2 separate regions of the Homo sapiens genome follow, and region 2 is linked to region 1. The links are chromatin loops, found by intact Hi-C in ENCODE. Cell type or tissue: left ventricle myocardium inferior. All regions are shown on one strand.

Region 1 (4,000 bases):
CCTAACACTCACACACTGTCGTCCTCCTGCCCCCACTTCCAGGGTCATTATTCAATGAATTCACCATGCGCCACCAGGCTACCCCATCTGGTCTTCCCCCTCCAGCCTGAGCCCTTTCAGCTGACTCCCCAAACTGCCATCTGGATGCCTCCTGGGTCATTGCCCTGTTGGAACACCTGTATGTGTCCCAGCATGCTCGCGTAGAGTCCAGGCACACTAGGCCCTTCCCAGCCCAGCCTTTATCTGTCTGCCATTCTCATCCACCCAAGTCCCCGCTCCTTCCCCTCCTACAATGCTCCCCAGTGTACTCAGAATGCTCCCTGACATCCCTGGCCTCTCCTGCCTCTATGCCTTTACAGAGGCTTTCTTCCTGGAATTGCTTCTTTAAACTTGACTCCCTAGAAAATATCAATTTTCCATCATGTCTCAGAGCAAACGCTGCCTTCTCTGAGAAGCCTCCCCTGATTCCTCCAGGCCCCATCCCCTTTCTTCACACTTCCTTGTGAACATGCCTCAAAATCATAGCCGTTCCCATTATGCTATAACTGATTTCATGTCTGTCCCGGCTCCAGGCTGCAGCCCTAGAAGGAGTCTGACTTCATTTCCCTCACTATCCCCCATAGAAGCTCAGTGCGTGACATATAACAAATTGCTGATTAATATCTGTTGAAAGAATAAAGCAAGGAGGGAGGGAGTGAGGCCAACTGCACAGCTCTTCATAGCAGAAAACAACAGAAAGAGCCTTGGCATTTAACAAACCTGAGTTTGGCTCCTAGCTCTCCTGCTTGGCAAGTGGTTTAGCCTTCTGTGCCTCACTGTCCCTTTCTGTAAAATGGGGACATCCATCTATCTCACAGGGAAGACTGAATGAAGTGTGTAAGCCTGAGGCACAGTGCCTGCCCCATCAACAGAGTGTGGGTTATTTTCATCCCTTCTCCTCCTTGCTCCTCCCCTCAGATAATAAAACCCTCTGGTCTGATCTAAGATTCATGTGGTAGTCCAGATCCTCCGGGCAGCAGATGCCAAGAGCTGATGACTTCTTCAAGCTATTTAGGGGGACTATGTCTAGAAGGGAGAATGAGGCAGCGGGAGAGGCAAGCTAGGAGAGCTGTCAGACCTGCAGGTCTGGCCTCAGGGAAGGAGAGAGGGAAGGAAGGGAGGTTGGGTGGAAGCATCTTAGATGGAAGGGCAGTCCTCAGTGTTTGGAATGACCACCAGGGAGTCCTTGAGCTACAGGTGCATTCAGAGGAGTCTCCCATCTCTGTGCCTCCCAGGAACAGGCCACTTTGATATCCCCACTGTGTTCAGTCTGTGGTTGGCTGTGGCCCATGAGAAGTGTGGCCTCGGAGCAAGTGTGGTGGTAGATTCCAAAGCACAGCAGCCGAGGCCCTCAGTCAATCACACCTGCTCAGTTGGAGATGGGAGAGATGCATTTTCATTCAGATTTGAGACACAATTAAGATGTGAGATCCTGACATTAAAGAACCTAAAGAGGCTCCAATATCCCCTGGTTTTCCCAGGCCCTACTGAACACGTATGACAAGCACGTGAGTCTGCACGCCTTGGTTAGTGCCACTCAACAATTTCTCTTGCCTCCCAAACCCCAAACAATTAAGTCAGAATACACTCCTTCTTGTTTGCCTACTCACTGGCCAACAAGGTGCAGGGTCCTTGGGCAAGGAGCTCATTCTGAGAACAGGGAGCCTGGGGTAGGCCTAAAGGGATGTGATGCCTCATCCCACCTGGGGTGAAAATGGGGCATGGAGTCTTCAGTTTAAAAAAGGGAAAAGCACAACCCCATACCCCTTGTTTTGTGCCTCTTGGCACTTCACTCCTGAAAATCCCTATACTTGCATGGCAGGCTGGAGGCCCACGGAGGGCCATTGCTCTCTGTAATGTCTGTGCACCCAGTTTTCAGGACCCCAAGTCCAAAAGAGACAAGACCTTCATAGGATTTCTTAGGGATTGAGCTGGACAAAGCAAAGGTTTGTAAGCAGGCACTAGTGAACACTACCCAGGAGCTGGCTTTGACCTCGTTCCTGGGAGAAAGCTGCCCTCTGGTGGCACAGCTTGCTTTTATAACTCAAGGGGAAGAAAGAGCAAGCTCTGGTCCAGTAGAAAAGCCAATTGAGGCAAAGCCTAGATTAGACGGTGTAGAATATAAACTGGACAGAAAGCACAGTGGAGCTCTCGTGTCTTTTCCATTCTCTGCATTCTTCAGGGAGGGCAACTAACACGGATCTATGGCACTTAAAGTAGATGCCGTAACCGTGCCAACCCAACTCTCAATGGTTGGCACTTGTCTCAGTCTGTTTTGTGCTTCTATAACAAAATACCTGAGGCTGAGTATTTATAATGAGCAGAAGTTTATTGGCTCACAGTTTTAGAGGCTGAGGAGTCCAATATCAAGGTGCTGGAATTTGGCAAGGGCCTTCTTGCTGTGTCATCAGATGGTGGAAGGTGAGAGGGTGAGAGAGAGGACAGGAGAGGGCTGAACTTGCCCTTTTATCATGGCACCAGTTCCACCATGAGGCTTAATCACCTCTTAAGGGTCCTACCTCTTAACACTCTTACAATGGCAATTAAATGTCAACAAGAGTTTTGGAGGGGACAAACATTCAAACCACAGTGGCTCTAGTAGCTCTGTTTTACAGGTGTGAAACTGTAGCATAGGCCAAGCGCAGTGGCTCATGCCTATAATCCCAGCACTTTGGGAGGCTGAGGTGGGCAGATCACCTGAGGTCAGGAGTTAGAGACCAGCCTGGTCAACATGGTGAAACCCCATCTTTACTAAAAATACAAACATTAGCTGGGCATGGTGGTGGGTGCTGTAATCCCAGCTATTCTGAAGGCCGAAGCAGGAGAATCACTTGAATCCAGGAGGCAGAGGTTGCAGTGAGCCATATTGCACCACTGCACCTCCAGCCTGGGCGACAAGAGGGAGACTCCATCTCAAAAAAAAAAAGAAAGAAAGAAAGACAGAAAAAGAAGAGAAACTGCAGCACAGAGAAACTTGAAATTTGCTGAAGATCACAAAGCTGTTAGGTGGCCTGAGTGGAATTCAAACACCTGTCTCTGACTCCAGGCTTCTCGTCTCAGAGCTGCACCTTGCTGCCCAGAGGGGCAGAAAGCCACTTAGCACCAGGTCACTCCAGCACCTTCCAGGGTGTGCCCTCAAAGATCTCGCCCTTTCCCACCAGATATTAACATTCAATTATTGTTCAATTGCATTGGCTCTAACACTTCATTTTCAAATTCCTACCTATATCCTATGGCTTAGTCTCCTTAGATTAATAAGTAGTTTGCCTTGCCGTATTCCTACCGATGAGATGTTTTTAAGCTTCTTTTGAAATCCGCCTGGCCTCTTCCTGGTTAATGCATTATCACAGTCCCCTGAGGTACCCCCGGGGGTTATTTATTGCAAGTGAATGCTATTGCATCTATTAGCCTGGTGAATAAAGTTGTCCCTTTTCCAAAATTAGCTAGGATTACGGAAGAGAGGGGGAAGGGAAGGGAAATGCCATTATTGAGCGCCTATTATTACGTGACTGATGGACATGACGCTGGGAGCTTTGTACAGATAACCAATGATGAACACCTTCAGGATGTCCGGCTAGGCAGGCACTTCTCTTACACTCCCCATTGCCGCCACTCCACAAAGACAATGTCACACGTCTAATCTCATTTAGCCCTTCCCATGACCCTGTGATGTCAGTATGATCTCCACTTGCAGGTAAGAGAACTGCAGCTCTGAAAGATTTAATAACTTTTCCCAAATAAAGAACTGGGAGGTGACAGAGCTGGGATCTAGGTCCATTATTCCACATCTCCATATAAAGAGAAGTAAACTTCCCTGACCTGGCCTGGCTTCTTGAAGGTGGCTCTGACACCTCAGTCTCTAGAGATAGAACTCTCTCTCTCTGAAGTTCAATCTGTCTGCTGAGACTCCAGGATTGAGGCCCAACAGTCTGCACACTGGACCAAGTGTGGAGGTTCTGAA
Region 2 (4,000 bases), 150 kb before region 1:
TAAGAGGAAGACAGAGATTTTGCTACAGAAGAGGGGGAAACATGATGATGAGTCAGAGGCTGGAGTGACACCTGGAAGGGGCCATGAGCCAAGGCGTCCAGGTGGCTGGAAGCCAGAAAAAGGCCAGGAAATGGGTTTTCTCTGTGAGCTTCCCCAGGAAACCAGCCTGGCCAACACCTTGACTTTAGCCCAGTGCAACTGACTCCACATTTCTGGCTCCAGAACTGTAAGAGAATACATTTGTGTTTTGTTAAGCTAGCAAATTTGCAGTAATTTATGACAGCGCTATGAGAAACCAAAACACCAGGATTATGCCCCAAGGATCCTGATGCCCTCCCTCCTCTCTGCTCTGCAGTGTGCTGGAGCTCACAGGGCTCTGCTGCTGGGAGTTAGTATCTAGTCCAACACTTTACCCACTCACCCCCCAAGCTAAGGGACTCCTGAAATCAGGGACCAGATGCATAATAGGTGCCCAGGAAGTGAGACTCGCCTTCCCCAGATTAAGAATAAAGAAGACAAACTATCCACGGCTGCTGTGAGCCTCTCATCAGACCTCAGCTTCTAGGGCAGGGTCCCTGCCTGTCTCCAGTATGTGGCCTCTGTGTCTTCTTCGCCCTCCATCCCCACAGTGGGACGAGAAGTCATCAGGAAGGCAGGGGATCTGCAGGCAGCCATCAGGGCTCTAATTGCAGCTGGCTGGGGGACCATGGGTCAGGGCTGCCACCCCCTGGCTCTGTGCCTTCACCTGTGTAACGAATGGGGCACTCACAGCCCCTCTCAAGTGGTCCTGGGGATGAAGTGAGAAGGTGACATATACAAGTGAGTTATACACGTTCCTGTTCTGTCACTCACCAGTGCTCACTGGGTGGGTCACTGAACTCCCCTCAGCGTTTCCTTCTCCATCTGTAAACCACCAGTGCAAACCTTTCCCAGATAGTGCTGACCCGAAGCAGGAACCAGTGCCCCTCTGCCCTCAGTAAGTCTGCCAGCAGAGGAAGCCCATAGAGGGTCTTGGGAAATGAAGCCAACAGAGTCAAGAGGGTCAGATGATGAGGGACTTCAAGTGCCACCTTCATCCCATTCTTTCTGCAAATATTCACCACACACCTACGTGACCTCAGGCTCTGTGTCAGGTCCTGGGGATGTAATGGTGTCCATGAAGAAACAAGGTCCCTGCCCTCATAGAGTGGCCTGACATATGCCCGAGGCAGTCAGCAGCCGAGTGCGGGAGACTCTTGAGCAGAGATTGAGTGTGTTGATATCTGTAGGCATCAGCCTGGCTTTGCTGAGTGAGCTATATCAGAGTGGAGGAGGCCAGAGGCAAAGTCCAGACTCCACTGGATCCTGGATTGAGGGGAGAAGGGGCTGGGCGGAGGAGCAGCCTGAGCACCTGCATCTCACTCCAACTGGGTGCTGATTTGTCCCCATGGCCCCAGCACCCAGGCAGGTCACCAAGTAAGCTCAAGACAAAAATGATGAGTGACTCAACAGTGTCTGGGGACAAGGGAGGGAGAGAAGAACTCAAAATGACTGAGGTTTCCAGCTACCAGAAAAATGGAAGGACCTTGAAACAAATGGGCCATCAGCAGGGGACACTGGCTGGAAGCCCAGAGTCCAGTCAGCTCTGTAAGGCCCCCAGAATAGGCATTTGACTTCAAGTCACAGGCATTTCAGCAAAAGCCTCTTTGCTACAGTGATTATGGTGAAGCAGATGCCCACAGCTGAGATGGGCAACTCTCAGGCCTCCAGTGGGGACAGAGAATCCCTGGGCCCCAACATAGCTTGGCCTGAAGATCTGAGTCAGGCATCCAACCTCTTCTGCTCAGCTCTTTCAGGAAGATGTGTATACTGGCCTCTCTTGCCGCAAGGGTCCACCACCTTCCTTATGTGTGACCTAAGGCTTCTAGTGCTGGCTCAGTGGCTAATTTGAGCATAAGCACCCTTGTTGGTAAAATGAAGGATAGGTGTAGATCAGCATTTCCCAAAGTGTGTGCTTCTCAGAAAATTAGGTCCCTGGTTGTCTGTAGAGGTTACTTAACAAAGAGACTCTGTAGTTATGTTAGAAATAAATCTTATGATTACCAGGATTAGTCTCTTTAAAGCTTGTCTAGGTGGGTCACAAATCCGCCTCAGTCAGGCTTTAAATGGGGAACAGGGTTTAAATTGGATTTAAACATTTAAAAACCATGCTAACAAGAACCAAAAGAAAGTGAGAGTAGCTACATTGATTTCAGACAGAGCAGACTTAAGGAACATTGTTAGGGATAAGGATGGATATTACATAATAACAAAGGTGTCAATACTCCAAGAAAACATAACAATCCTTAATGTGTGTGCACCTAACAACCGAGGGTCAACATACAGAAGACAAAAAATGATATAAATGCAAGGAGGAATACATCAGTCAACTGTTACACTTGGAGGCCTTAACACCCCTCTACCAGAAATGGACAGATCCAGCAGGCAGAAAGTCAGTCAAGGCATAGCTGAACTCAATGACACTATCAATTAACTGGATGTAATTGACATCTGTAGGCTACTCATCCAACAAGAGCAGATATCGTATTTTTCTCAAACCCACATGGGACGTTCACCAAGATAGGCCACATTCTGAGTCATTAAACATACTTAACAAAAGCAAAATAATAAAAATCATACAATGTCTGCTCTCAAAGCACAATGGAATCAAACTAAAAATCAATAACAAGGAGATAGCAAGAAAATCCCAAAATACTTGGAGATTAAACAACACTCCTAAATAACATAGGTCAAAAAAGAAATCTTGAGAAATTAAAAAAAAATACTCTGAATCAACTACAGATCACACAAACATCAAAACAATAATAAAGGAATATTATGAACACCTCTATGCCCACAAATTTGACAACTTACATGAAATGAACCAATTCTTTAAAGTAAATAATCTGCCAAAATTCGCACAAGAAGAAATAGATAATCTTAATAGCCCTATGTCTATTACAGAAATTGAATCAATAACATCCTTTCGAAACAGAAAGCACCAGGCTCAGATAGGCTGATTGGTGAATTCTAACAAATATTTAAGGAAGAAAATGTATCAATTCTCTACAATCTCTTCTAGAAGATAGGAACAAAGGAAATATTTCCTAACTCATTCTATGAGGCCAATATTACCCTAATACCAAAACCAGACAAAGACATCAGAAAAGAAAACTACAGACTAATATCTCTCATGAACATAGATGCAAAAATTCTCAACAAAGTATTTGCAAATTGAGTCCAACAACGTATAAAAAGAATTATAAGCCATGACCAAGTGAGATTTATCCCAGTTATGCAAGGCTGGTCCAACATTTGAAAATCAGTTAATGTAACCCATCACATCAACAGGCTAAAGAAGAAAAATCATATAATCATATAAACAGATGTGGAAAAAGCATTTGACAAAATCTAACCCCCAGTTGTGATTAAAACTCTCAAAAAACAAGGAATAGAGGGGAATTTTCTCACCTTGATAAAGAACATCTACAAAAATCCTCCAGCTAACATCATACTTAATGGTGAGAAACTAGAAGCTTTCCTACTAAGGTACAAGGCAAGGATGTCCCCTCTCACTCCTCCTTTTCAACATCATATTGGAAGTCCTAGGTAATGCAATGAGACAACAAAAGGAAATAAAAGGTATACACATAGGGAAGGGAAAAATAAAGCTGTTTTTGTTTCCAGATGACATGATTATCTGTATAGAAAATTGAAAAGAATCAACAACAAAAACAAAAACCTCATGTAACTAATAAGCTATTATACTGAGGTTGCAGGATAAGGTTAATATACAAAAGTCGATCACTTTCCTATATACCAGCAATGAACAAGTAGAATATGAAATTTAAAACACACTACCATTTACATTGGTAAGGTATATCCCAAAATGAAATACTTATAATCTAAATAAGTATAAATCAAATAACATATGTACAAGATCTATATGAAGAAAACTACAAAACTCTGATGAAAGAAATCG

What was found. A loop is a pair of places that touch in the nucleus more often than their neighbours do. Peaks named below come from ENCODE experiments on the same cell type or tissue, not always from the same donor. Only the 100,000 strongest peaks of a DNase experiment are listed, where the experiment ranks them.
Region 2: a loop joins it to region 1, with 3 times the contacts of the local background. A loop is called at or near these places in 64 of 110 quality-filtered maps.

The regions. Positions count from the first base shown.
Region 1 is chr5:170,789,489-170,793,488 of GRCh38, forward strand. The region is part of intron 3 of GABRP (gamma-aminobutyric acid type A receptor subunit pi); the gene reads left to right. Among named protein-coding and RNA genes, the nearest start is that of GABRP, 7.8 kb to the left of the region's middle. In left ventricle myocardium inferior, a CTCF peak has its summit at 2,070 (motif pointing left); a DNase peak (open chromatin) is centred at 2,043; H3K27ac peaks cover 2,498 bases.
Region 2 is chr5:170,643,106-170,647,105 of GRCh38, forward strand. All of the region lies in intron 1 of KCNIP1 (potassium voltage-gated channel interacting protein 1), which reads left to right. All of the region lies in intron 4 of KCNIP1-AS1 (KCNIP1 antisense RNA 1), which reads right to left. Among named protein-coding and RNA genes, the nearest start is that of KCNIP1-AS1, 36 kb to the right of the region's middle. In left ventricle myocardium inferior, no CTCF peak of the experiment used is centred here; no DNase peak of the experiment used is centred here; H3K27me3 peaks cover 848 bases.